2 separate regions of the Homo sapiens genome follow, and region 2 is linked to region 1. Evidence: chromatin contacts called from ENCODE Hi-C or POLR2A ChIA-PET data. All regions are on one chromosome and are shown on one strand. The core of a region is the stretch at or near the end of the contact, and the rest is flanking DNA. Distances in the headings are between cores, read along the strand shown. Region 1 holds the start of ADAMTS13 (ADAM metallopeptidase with thrombospondin type 1 motif 13). Region 2 overlaps SARDH (sarcosine dehydrogenase).

Region 1 (5,381 bases), core at 2,284-4,783:
GATTTTATTTCTGCCTTTTAGTTTTTACTTCTTTATTTGGAAGCAGAAATTGGGCATAAGACAATATGAGGGGTGGTCTCCTCCCTTACTTCTGCCGCCTGGGTTCAAGCGATTCTCCTGCCTCAGCCTCCTGAGTAGCTGGGACTATAGGTGCACGCCACCACTCTCTGCCAATTTTTGTATTTTTAGTAGACCTGGGGTTTCGCCACGTTGGCCAGGCTGTCTTGAACTCCTGACCTCCAGTGATCCATCCGCCTCGGCCTCCCAAAGCGCTGGGATTACAGGTGTGAGCCACCGTGCCCGGCCGGGAGTGGGTAGATTTGATGTGCGTGTGTAACAGGCAGAGGTTGATGGAGTAACAGGGAAGTGAGGCTCCTAGGATTTTGGTCTGAGCAATTGGGTGTGGCCATTTATCATCTCAATAAATGTCTGCGGGGAGCAGGGTGAAGTATGGGGGTGGAGCCATGAGCTCCTTTTCACACTTGCTGAGTTTGAACGGGCCGTCAGTCACCAAGGAGAGACGTCTAATCAGCAGCAGGATATAAGATTCCTAAGCTTAGGGAAGGGTCAGTGCTGGAGATGTAATTTGGAAATCGTCAGCACATAATTAGTGTTGAAACATGAACCTGGGTTAGTTCATCCAAAGAGAGAGTACCAATATAGGGAGTGAAGGGTTAAGACCAGATAGCAGGTGCTGGGGGCTCTCCAGGGGCGAAGCAGCAGAGGAGGCTGAGGGGGAGCAGTCAGTGCAGTGGGAGGAGAAGCGGATGTGAGTGGCATCAGAGAATCCAGGGGGAGAATAAACCACATCAGATGCTGCTGAGAGGCTGAGAAGGACGAGGACAGAGAGATGGGAACCAGATATGGCACTGAGATTGTCAGCAAGTCCACCGAAAAGGGTTTTCTTTTTTTTTGTTTGTTTTGAGACGGAGTCTTGCTCTGCTGCCCAGGCTGGAGTGCAGTGGCGTGATATCGGCTCACCACAATCTCCACCTCCCGGGTTCAAGCGATTCTCCTGCCTCAGCCTCCTGGGTAGCTGGAACTACAGGTGCACGCCACCATGCCCAGCTAATTTTTTTTTTTTTTTTGAGACGAAGTTATGCTCTTGTCGCCCAGGCTGGAGTGCAATGGCGCAATCTCGGCTCACCGCAACCTCCACCTCCCGGGTTCAAGTGATTCTTCTGCCTCAGCCTCCCGAGTAGCTGGGATTACAGGCATGTGCCACCACGCCCGGCTAATTTTGTACTTTTAGTAGAGATGGGGTTTCTCCATGTTGGCCAGGCTGGTATGGATCTCCAGACATCAGGTGATCCTCTCGCCTCAGCCTCCCAAAGTGTTGGGATTACAGGCGTGAGCCACCGCACCTAGCCTAATTTTTGTATTTTTGAAAAGAGACGGGGTTTCACTATGCTGGCCAGGCTGATCTCGAACTCCTGACCTCATGATCCGCGTGCCTCGTGATCCACCTGCCTCGGCCTCCCAAAGTGCTGGGATTAAAGGCGTGAGCCACCACACCTGGCCCAGGTTTTCTTTTTAAAAAAGGAAAAAAACTTTGTTCCAGCAGTTTGTAAACCAGGGCAATGCAGCCTTCTGTACAAAGGTGCATTCCAGGGAACAAAGAGAACAAAGAAAGAGGTCGTCTTTTGTAGAGAACTTCCTGCCCAGGTTCCCACTTTGGTCCACTTATGCAAATGAGGAAGGCACACTTGCTTAGTTCTGATTGGTTAATACTTGCTGAGTTCAGATTGGTCGATGCAGGTCACAGTCGATGGGTTGATTCTGGCGGCATAAACAGGAACAGATAGCTGTGAAACCATCCCAGAGTTAAGTGAGAGTGGGGGCTTTCCAGGAACGCAGAATGTGTGTGTGACCCTAGTCAGCAAATGGCTGCTAGGTCCTACTTTGAATTTAGGCCCAGTTAGTAACTTGGGATCCATCAAGAAGGATTGGCTCTTTCAGGGTTCACAAAGTTATTGGTGACCTTTTAAAGATCAATTTCAATGGTATGTGGGAATTGAAGGCAAGGAAGTGGAGATAGCCACTGAAAATAATGTTTCTAAGTTCTTAAAGACAGCCAGAAACAGGGCTATGGCAGGAGGACAGTGTGGGTCAAGGGAAGGTTGTTGATTGTAATCAAGAGACACCAGAGTGTCTGGGCTTGGTGGCTCATGCCTGTAATCCCAGCACTTTGGGAGGCCGAGGCAGTCAGCTCACCTGAGGTCAGGAGTTTGAGACCAGCTTGGCCAACATGGCGAAACCCCACCTCTACTAAAAATACAAAAACTAGCCAGGCGTGATGGCGGGTGCCTGTAATCCCAGCCACAAGGGAGGCTGAGGCAGGAGAATCACTTGAACCTGGGTGGCGGAGGTTGCAGTGAGCCGAGATCGTGCCACTGCACTCCAGCCTGGGTGACACAGCAAGACTCTGTCTCAAAAAACAAACAAAAACCAAAAAGAGACAGGAGAGTCATTCATGCTGATGGAGTGAGCCAGGTACCAGGATCTCGATATCTAAGCATGCCCCCTTCTCCAACAGCCTCCTTACCTTCCTGCATGAAAGCACACCCTTCCCTCCAGTCCCCCATTCCTTTATTCTGCTGTATTTTTCTCCATAACACTTACCACCTTTGAACATACTACATATACAACATGTGTCTGTCTAGCAACTTTGCTGTCTGGCTCTCTTCCCTAGAATTTAAGCTGTGAGAGGCCGAGGCTGCTGTCTGCCTGGCTTGGGGCTGCTTTCCTGGTGTCTAGCACAGAGCCTGGCCTGTTTCAGGGGCTCAGTGAAACATTTGTTGGCTGAAGGAATGAATGAATGGCTCTAGCAGAGGGGCAGAAACTAACGATGCAGGAGGAGAGAGCTGGGAAGGGATCCAGAGCCAGGGCCTGGCAGGAAGTGTAGGTGTGTCCTCCCTGATCGCAGAGGAGGAGAGAGGCTGCACTTTGAGGGGTGGAAAGACAAGGTGAATCCCCCTGCTGGTCATCAGCTTGTGCGGCTCTGTGGGTGTAAAAGAGTGGTTTGGAGCATGTGAAGTGAGTCTTCCAGGAGATGAAGGGGATTGCCAGGCCGTTTGTGATGATGCTGAGATCTGGTGCCGTGCAGCCTGCTTCTGCGACTCTCCTCATCAGGCGCAGGCACAGAGTAGGTGGAGAGTTGAGCCAGAACCACGATGTCTTTGGCACAGCCTCTCATCTGTCAGATGGGAGCGGGGACCCCGGAGAGGGAGTCAGCCGAGGTCCTGGCATTCCTTGTGAACCCCCGTCTGTGGGTTTCTGGTCCAGTGTCCCTTCTCCAGATTAGATGGCTTAGGCCTCCTCTAAGGGGGTGGGCGTGCACATCCGGAGAGCTGTCTGGTGTGCAGGACTGGGCTGCAGGTTACCCTGAACTGCAACCATCTTAGAGCAAGGCCCAGCTTGCAGCAGGAGGAGCTGCAGGCCGCCCACCCTAGCCACGGCCCCTGCCCTGGCAGGAAGCTTCCAAGAGTAAACACTGCCTAATCGTCCCGCCCAGTAGTGAGCAGGCCTGTCCCATTCCATACTGACCAGATTCCCAGTCACCAAGGCCCCCTCTCACTCCGCTCCACTCCTCGGGCTGGCTCTCCTGAGGATGCACCAGCGTCACCCCCGGGCAAGATGCCCTCCCCTCTGTGTGGCCGGAATCCTTGCCTGTGGCTTTCTCCTGGGCTGCTGGGGACCCTCCCATTTCCAGCAGGTGGGCTCATTTGCAGGAGCGGGGGTATTCTGGGAGCCTCTGGGTGGGGTATTCTGAGCTACCTGGGGCGAGGGGAGTGCCAAATAGCTGACTACATCAGCTTTGGGGTTTGCGCTGGGCAGGGGAGTCTGTACTTGGGGCTTTGGGGGATGAAGTGTGCTCACTGAAGAGGGAGTTGGTGTCTCAGTACGACCTGCTCATTCGGTGAAGCTGAACAGACAGATACTAGTTTGTCCCAAACTGTGTAGGTTGCTCTTCTCTGCCTCTCCCTTCCTCTCCCTGTCTCTGATTTCCCCCTCTCCTTCTTGGTTGGCCTCACCCACCTCCTGCCTCCTGTCTCCCTCTTCATCCATCTCTTTTTGTTCTTTTTTCTTTCTCTCTCTCTCTTTTTTTTTTTTTTTTTTTTTTTAAGACATGGGGTCTTGTTATGTTGCCCCAGCTGGTCTCAAACTCCTGGACTCAAGTGATCCTCCCACCTCGGTCTCCCCAAGTGTTAGGATTACAGGCCAGAGCCACTATGCCCGGCCCCATCCATCTCTTTTTGTCTTGCAGAGTTGTCTTCAGGCTTTGGAGCCACAGGCCGTGTCTTCTTACTTGAGCCCTGGTGCTCCCTTAAAAGGTACTTGTCCTGGTGTCTTCTCTCCCGGGGGGAGTTTCTCAGGACTTTCAAGGGGTATCTCACCACTGAGTCAGTGGTCTGGGATTTTTGGTGGATCTGGAAGGAGAAGGTCAGAGAAGCTGCTGTCAACCCTGTTAATTAACTCTGTTACTTCCTGCCAAGTTGATATAAGCTGGTCTGGGTGTTCCAGCCAGGCCAGGGTTCTCACCCTAGCTTCTGTTAAATATCACAAGGGAACGGTCACCGATTGGCTGGCCCCTCCTGCCCCATGGCCTCTGCTGAGCTGGCTGATTTTCAGGAGCTCTTGTGGTTTCTGACCGTGGATGTAAATATTTATTCCTTCTGTGGGAAACAAGATAGGTACTGGCTCAGGCTACCTCCTAAGGCCATGGATTTCCTTATGATAAAGGCCTGTCCCCATTGCCCACAGGCCCATGTCTGTGACCTTCTCCGGTGCGAGCCCCCTTCCCAGTAGGGCCATTGGCAACTTGACTAATGGCTGATGGGGGCCAGAGGCAGGTGGGCTAGTGGTCAGGGGCAACAGGAGGGCAAGGCCCACTTTGTGACCTGGTTCTTTGTGGTCTAGGCCAGAGGCACACTGACCAGTGCCTGGGGCCACGCTGGGGGCTGGATGCAGCCGACGCTGTCTGGGTATCCCATAGCCTGGGTCCTTCCAGCGCTGCCGCTCCTGAAAGGCTGGGAGATCATTGCCCAGGGTCCCTGACCCTCTAAGGGCTCCCTTGGGAGAGGACAGTGAGGGCTGGCCTGGGCCCCTGCTTCCCAAGAGACCACTGGGCTCCACTCGTGTTCAGTTTCCTGTCGGGGTCCATGATGTTACTTGTGAAACACCTGTGCCCAGAGCAGGGTCCAGGAGGCAGGGCAGGGGCTTTCCCCTTTGGGCAGAGCCACCAGGGCAGTGGGAATCTTGTCTTGATGGGGTGACCCAAAGCACACAATAGCCCAACAGCTCCTCCTGGGCCCTGCCCTTTGCGTGCCTAGTCACTAATGGGGTCTGGCTCTTGGGGTGGGGGTGACACGCAATGTCTT
Region 2 (6,261 bases), core at 3,340-5,839, 260 kb after region 1:
GTGCAGGACTGCTCCATCCTGAGCTAATCAAATCCTAACAGCGCCGCGACTAGGACTTCTCGCTGTCAGGAAAAGAGATTCAATTTCCTTTTGAGCTGAAATTAATTTTCAGAGAAAATCACTTGATCACCGTGCCCCACGGAGTGCTCCCAGCCCAGCATGCTGCTTCGCGGCGGGGCCCGTCCTCGGCAGGGGCCCTGGGAACACCGTGTCTGGCCGAGCGGAGCTCTGGGAGACACGCCGGGAGAGCACTGACCCACGGGGAATCTTGCTGGCCTCGAGGCAAGATATTTGGGGAGCAAGGACAGCTGGTCTGCTGGCTGCTGAGCGGACAATAACTTCTCCCCACCCTGCTTCCTCCTCTAGCAGTCCAGGGATCGTGGCAGCCTGGGTCAGATCCCAGCCTCTCGGAGAACAATCACTGCACAACAGCAGCAGTGCTCAGCTGGGAATCGCGCCCAATTCGTCTGGTGGTGAGGAGGGTCTTTGGGCAGCGGCAGGCGCCCGCTCTCGCACCCGGGGCCCGGGTCTGCAGCTCTGGCCCTTGTCCTCATCGGCCCTCACAACTGCTTTCAACCCAGAGGTTCCGCTGACTGCGCAGGCACACGCATTCCTCGCCTGCATCTGGTTGGCTGGAACCCAACTGATCGCCTATAAATACCTGGCTCAGGCCCACGCTCCAGCCCAGCGTTTCTTCACGTTGAGGGATATGTCATCAACACATTTTTAAGCCAGCACAAGATATTATTTAGGAGAATATGAAATTCTCCCTGGATTCAGAGAATCCAGAGTGTCTGGACAGACTTATGGAAAGGCCCGGAAAGAATTTTAGACATTGTGCTAGACTCCGTGCTACAGGTGGGGACACTGAGGCCCAGAGAGGCGACCCGCAGAAGGACCGGGCAGGATGGGAAGCCAGGCTTCTGGCCTGAGCTCCACCGAGCCTTGGGTAACATGGATGCTTTGGTCCCAAACCCCCCAGTGTCTGTGGCTGACTCAACTCCCATCTCCCACCTGCCTGTGAGGCCCCCTACAGGGGGAGCTGGCCGTGGCCAGTGGCTGTATCCCCACCCGTCTTGCTGGCCAGGAAATGGGGAGGGCACTGTGTCCCAGGCTGGGGCCACCTGGGAGCGCGTGGCCCTGGCCACTTTGAGGGACAGCCTCCCAGGTCAGCAAAAACTGTAACATTGACACTAAGGGCCCAGAACCTCTGCTCTCCTGGCCCACACCTCCCCAGGGCCCTCAAGAGGAGGCAGAGGTCACTGAGGACAGGATTCCTGGCCGCTCCGTCCTCCACACGCTCCTCGAGTCCCCGGCCTCATCTCATGGGATCTGGACCCACCGGCCACCCAGCAACTTCAAGCTCCTGAGGGCCACAGTCGTCCTCCAGACACACGCAGACCTGGCCGCCAGGCCCACACTGGCCACTCCAGACACACGCAGACCTGGCCGCCAGGCCCACACTGGCCACTCCAGAGAGCTGCCGGGAGGACAAGGAGGGAGAGGGACGAGAAGCCAGTGGGGCTGCGCTCAGTGCTGGGCATCAGGGTCTCTAGGTGAAGATGGTTAGCCCCAGCTCACCCCCAGTCTGTCCCCGATGGACCCCACGGACTCCAAGAACATGAGCATGGGAATGACCCCACAGAGCCGGCCACTCAGCCCAGGTGACAGTAAATCTGTGCGCTAAGGTCGTCTGTCTTCCTAAGGAGTGGGGCCCTGGGCCACTGGCTGTCGGCAGAGACGAGCTCCTGGCTGGGGCTGTGTGGGGATGGAAGCCTGCCCTCAGCACCGGGGACATCTGCCGCCCTGGTCCTGCCACGGGGGCTGGGAGGTGTCAGGATGGGGCCCACAGGGATGGGGAGAATGCTGGTGGGTAGTGGGTAGAGCAGGGGCAGCTGATGTGGGCTCCCGGCTCGTCCACAGGCCCCTGGGGTCAGTCCCAGGGCAGAGCCCCCCAACACGGGCCACACTTTTTTTCTAGCCAAGAGGTCGAGACACTCGGGGCCTTGCCCCACCCTGTCTGGTTCTTGCCAACACTCAGTTCTCTGTGGCCATCTTTGCGGGACTCTCGGTTCCATGAGAACCCGTTGGCCTGGGGTCACCCCTCACCCTGCCTAGGACCTCTTTCCAGTACAGGCTGGGCTGTGGCTGCAGGTCCCTTCCTGGGCCCCAACCTCACTCGGGGTCTGAGCCCATCGAGGGAAGGAGCCACATCTTCCATCCTGGGACCCCAATCCAGCACCCAGCAGGCTCCCAGGCAGCATGTCCAGAGTTCACTCCAGAGTCTCTCGAGCGCTAGTGAGGGAGAGGACGAGAAGCACAGCACTGGGAACGGATCGTTAAGTTTAGTAAAACACTAGTGCTTGACTGAGAGTCCCAGTGGCCCTACGTGAGCTGACGGTGCTGGGAGGTACACCATGGATAACTGCCACGGCCGGTGCGCGGCGTGTTTCCCAGCAGCTGGGCCTCCTTATGCGTGTAGCACCTCCCCGCCGCCTATTTCCTGTGTCCCCACGATCGCGCACGCCAGTTGACGCTCATGTCCCACCTCCCCTGTGTTTCCCCTCCCCCCCATCCCACACGCAGGGACCCCAGCCTAGAAAGCATTGTGCTTCTCTCCCACTCCGCCTGAGACCTAGGGTAGCACTGGGCAAGCGAGGGGCGCAGAAATACGGAAGGACAGAGAAGAACACACCACAGAGTGACCCGGGACCATGAACCGCACATACCTCCGACCTGGTGGGCCCAGCTCTACCCTCTCTCAGACCAACAGTCAGCATCTACTGGGAGGACGGTGTTCAAGGGAAGTTCCTCCCGGGGCCACTTCCAAAGCAGAGAGGTGGACCCGGTGTGAAACACATGAGCAGGGCACTGGAGACGCAGCTGAGGGCGTTCCAAGTGGTTCTCGGGGAACGTTCAAAGGAACAGGGGAACAGTCACGACATTCGGAGAATAAAGCAGTGTGTACAGACTGCATGGGATGCCCTGATTACATTTTAAAATCCACAGATAGTCACAGATGACGGAAAGAAGATGGCGGGCAACACACTCAACTGTCAACCCTGGTTTCTCTGGGATGGGATTAGAGGGGTTTTCGCTAACTCATTGGCAGGCTATGAATGTCCCCAACGGTCCTCTGAGATGCCGCTGACCACCATGTCCCAGCCAGATGAGCTTCGTGCCGCAGCTCACGAGACCTGCCCACAGACCCAGCATCCTTGTTCTGAGGGGGCAAGGGTCGTGCCCAAAGTGGGCTTGGTAGAAGTGAGGTCTGCACTCAGCCCCTGTGCTGAAACCCACGCGCAGTGATGGTTGGAAACTGCTAGAAGCGAGGTCTGCACTCAGCCCCTGTGCTGAAACCCATGCGCAGTGATGGTTGGAAACTGCTAGAAGCGAGGTCTGCACTCAGCCCCTGTGCTGAAACCCACGCGCAGTGATGGTTGGAAACTGCTAGAAGCGAGGTCTGCACTCAGCCCCTGTGCTGAAACCCACGCGCAGTGATGGTTGGAAACTGCTAGAAGCGAGGTCTGCACTCAGCCCCTGTGCTGAAACCCATGCGCAGTGATGGTTGGAAACCGAGCAATGAGCAGTATTTTATGCAGCCGTGATGTGCTTTTTACAACACCAGTGATTTTACACCAATGAGCAGGAGACTGTGGGGAGAGGCGGCCCCTGCACCCCCTGCACCCCCCACGCTGTGTTTGGCCTGGCCTGTTCCTCTGGGGGATGTCATCCCGGAAGCAGAGCCTTTGGGTCAGCTCAGCAAGCACCTGGCCTGGCCTGGCTCCTAGGCCACACAGGTAGAGGCTGACCCAGGCAGCCACTGCCTAGGCTTGGGGAGGCTGCCAGGGCCAGGAAAGGGCCAGCCCCAGGAGAGGGGAGGCAGCTGGAGCCGCCTGTCTGAGAACAAGTCCCAGCAGCTTGCTGGAGTGGCCGTGCGGGTGGGGGCAAGGCTGCTGGGCCTCAAATGGGAGGGGACGTGTTCCCACCTGGTCGTCTCCCCGTCCTGTAGCCAAACCAGACAGAAGCAGCACCTATGCCAAGCCTCAGCAAGGTGGGAGAACCCGCAGCCCCCCTCCCCTTCTGCAAACCAGAACCCAGCTGCAGACAAAGCTGGATGCTGCGTGGACCCCGGCCTGCTGGAGCTGGAGTCGGGCCATCTGAAGGCCGTGTGGCCTGGATCCAGCTGTGCTGCTCTCTCTGAGTGCCCACCCTCTCTGGTCCCAGCAGGCAGCTTTGCACCACAGAGGCAGGAAGCAAGCTAGACACAGCCGGCCCTGCTTCCTGCCCCTGTGCAGCCTCTGGAGAGGGGAGGTGAGAGCAGAGCCGCTGGGATCTCCCTAGTTTCTGGCCGCCTCCTCCCTGACAGTCATCGCCAGATTGTTTATCTGCTAACAGAACCCAGATTTGTCCCCCAGGACCTCCAGTCCCTCTGCAGGCCAGGACCTCGCTCCTCCCCAACCTTCCTTAGCATTTCCCCACCCAAACCCCAGACGAACATACAGGAAGGAGAGACAGGGAGCTGCCTCCAAACGCGGCCGTGCACCCGCCCACCCCCTCCTGAAGGCCACATCCGTGTCACTGACACATATCGGGGGCTTTCTGGGTTTCTTTAGCCGGGCGGCCCTGAGCAGCCTGGCCCATCCAGCCTCTCTGAGCTCCATCTGGGTAACATCCGTCATGCAGGGCGACATCTCCTCCAGCATGAGCGCTGGAGGGCTCTGGAGGCCCGGCCCCCGCTGCCACTACATGGCTTACAGCCCTGCAAACAAGCAGGGTGGTCATGCACTGAGGTTCTCAATGGGCGATCCTGCCCCCAGCGGACCCTTGGCCATGTCTGAACACACTTGTGGCTGTCACGACGGTGGGTGCCACTGGCACCTAGTGGGCGGCAGCCAGGGAGGCGGCCACACACCTGTGTCACACAGGAGGGCCCTCACAGCAGAGAGGATCTCCTCCAAACGTCAGTAGTGCTGAGGTTGGGAGACCCTGTAACAGAGCCGCCCGCACTATGGCGAGGATTACATGGGAAAGTGTGCTGTGATGTTCTCGGAACAGTGTCTGGCACACAGGAAGCCCTCGGCAAACAGGGGCTGCTGTGTTTACCATCCTCATCTCAGCCTCGAGAAGTCAAAGCAGATGCCAAGATGCCTGTTTTCCAACAAGGAAACAAAGCCCAGAAGAGGGTCGTGCTGGCCCAGAACTAGAATCTGGGCCCCGATCCTGGTCTCTGAGGGAGCCTCCTGCCTGGGGCCAGGTCCCATGGAGTGCTGGCTCCGGACACTACCACCATCTCAGAAGGGACGGGCTCTGGCCCCCAGGATACAGGCTTTCTAGAGTTGGTGGGGGACATGTGGGGTGCTGTTTGGGGACTGGCTGTGCTCCCACCCCAGCAGCCCCTCCTCCCACGCCCACAATGGCAGCTGGGAGGCTGCCACACGGAGCTCTCCGGAGCCAGCTACTGCTCAGCAGAGCTCGGCCCTCCCGTTTCCAGGAGGTCACTTGGCCTCGGGAGGGCTGCCCCGCGCCTTTCAGGAGGGGATACAATAGGTGGCGATGCAGGCAGTGAGGCCAAGGCCACCTTCCCTGGGACTGAGTCCCTGGCATGCACCAGGCACCGAGGAGGGATGGAAGACGCTGTGACTTTGATCCACATGACCTCTCCAAGCTCCCAACAGCCTGTAGGAGGGCCGCCTGGTCCCACTGTCCCCCCTTCACAGTTGGGGACCGAGGCCCAGGGAGGCAAAGGAACCTGCCCGAGAGCCCCCAGCCCCCAGATCCCCCGGCGCACCCCTCACACCATGCTGCCACCCACGACCCAGAGGACGTGGCCAGCTGGAACCTACCAGGTGCCCTGCGGCTCTCAGTAGCTTGTGGGTGGAGAACGGGAAGGCCTCGTTGCTCAGGTCTGCGTCCAGCACCTCCTGCAAAATGGCTCGGCTGCAGGCAAGAGCAAAGTCGCTCAGTCAGCAAGTGCTCACGGGTGGGGCCTGGGCAGGAAAGGCCCCGGGGACCTGCCATGAGTGGGATAAGTCCCTGTCCTCATGAGACAGATGACAATAAACATGGATTAATAAAAATACACCAAGACAGATGTACGTTCCAAATATACATAAGACAGCCACCTTCCAACGGGGTAACGCTAGGGCTAGCAGGACCCCTGGGGGAGGCCAGACTTGGAGATAGCTCTAACGGGACTCGCGATTCTTAGATGGGGAAGTGAGGCCAGAGTGGTTATCTAACCATAGAATGCCCTTGAAG

The links. A loop is a pair of places that touch in the nucleus more often than their neighbours do. ChIA-PET counts read pairs that join two places held with the same protein, here RNA polymerase II (POLR2A).
Region 2: a map of breast epithelium shows a loop between it and region 1 (4-fold over the local background). The contact joins the enhancer-like site here to the promoter of ADAMTS13 in region 1. A Hi-C loop is called at or near these places in 1 of 168 maps with a recorded cell type or tissue (breast epithelium). POLR2A ChIA-PET finds 5 or more read pairs at or near these places in 2 of 52 experiments (activated T-cell and naive thymus-derived CD4-positive, alpha-beta T cell).

What each region holds. Positions count from the first base shown.
Region 1 is chr9:133,418,834-133,424,214 of GRCh38, forward strand. ADAMTS13 (ADAM metallopeptidase with thrombospondin type 1 motif 13) reads left to right here and starts at 3,534. Exons shown (of 29, transcript NM_139027.6): 1 at 3,534-3,715; 2 at 4,268-4,334. The coding sequence starts at 3,611. RefSeq lists enhancers at 2,689-2,828, 3,059-3,108, 3,229-3,288.
Region 2 is chr9:133,679,347-133,685,607 of GRCh38, forward strand. SARDH (sarcosine dehydrogenase) reads right to left here. Exons shown (of 21, transcript NM_001134707.2): 17 at 5,847-5,940. Among named protein-coding and RNA genes, the nearest start is that of DBH-AS1, 25 kb to the left of the region's middle. RefSeq lists an enhancer at 6,062-6,261. Within about 2 kb of position 4,590, at least 13 of the 41 ENCODE cell types and tissues checked have a DNase peak (open chromatin) inside an H3K27ac peak, as active enhancers do.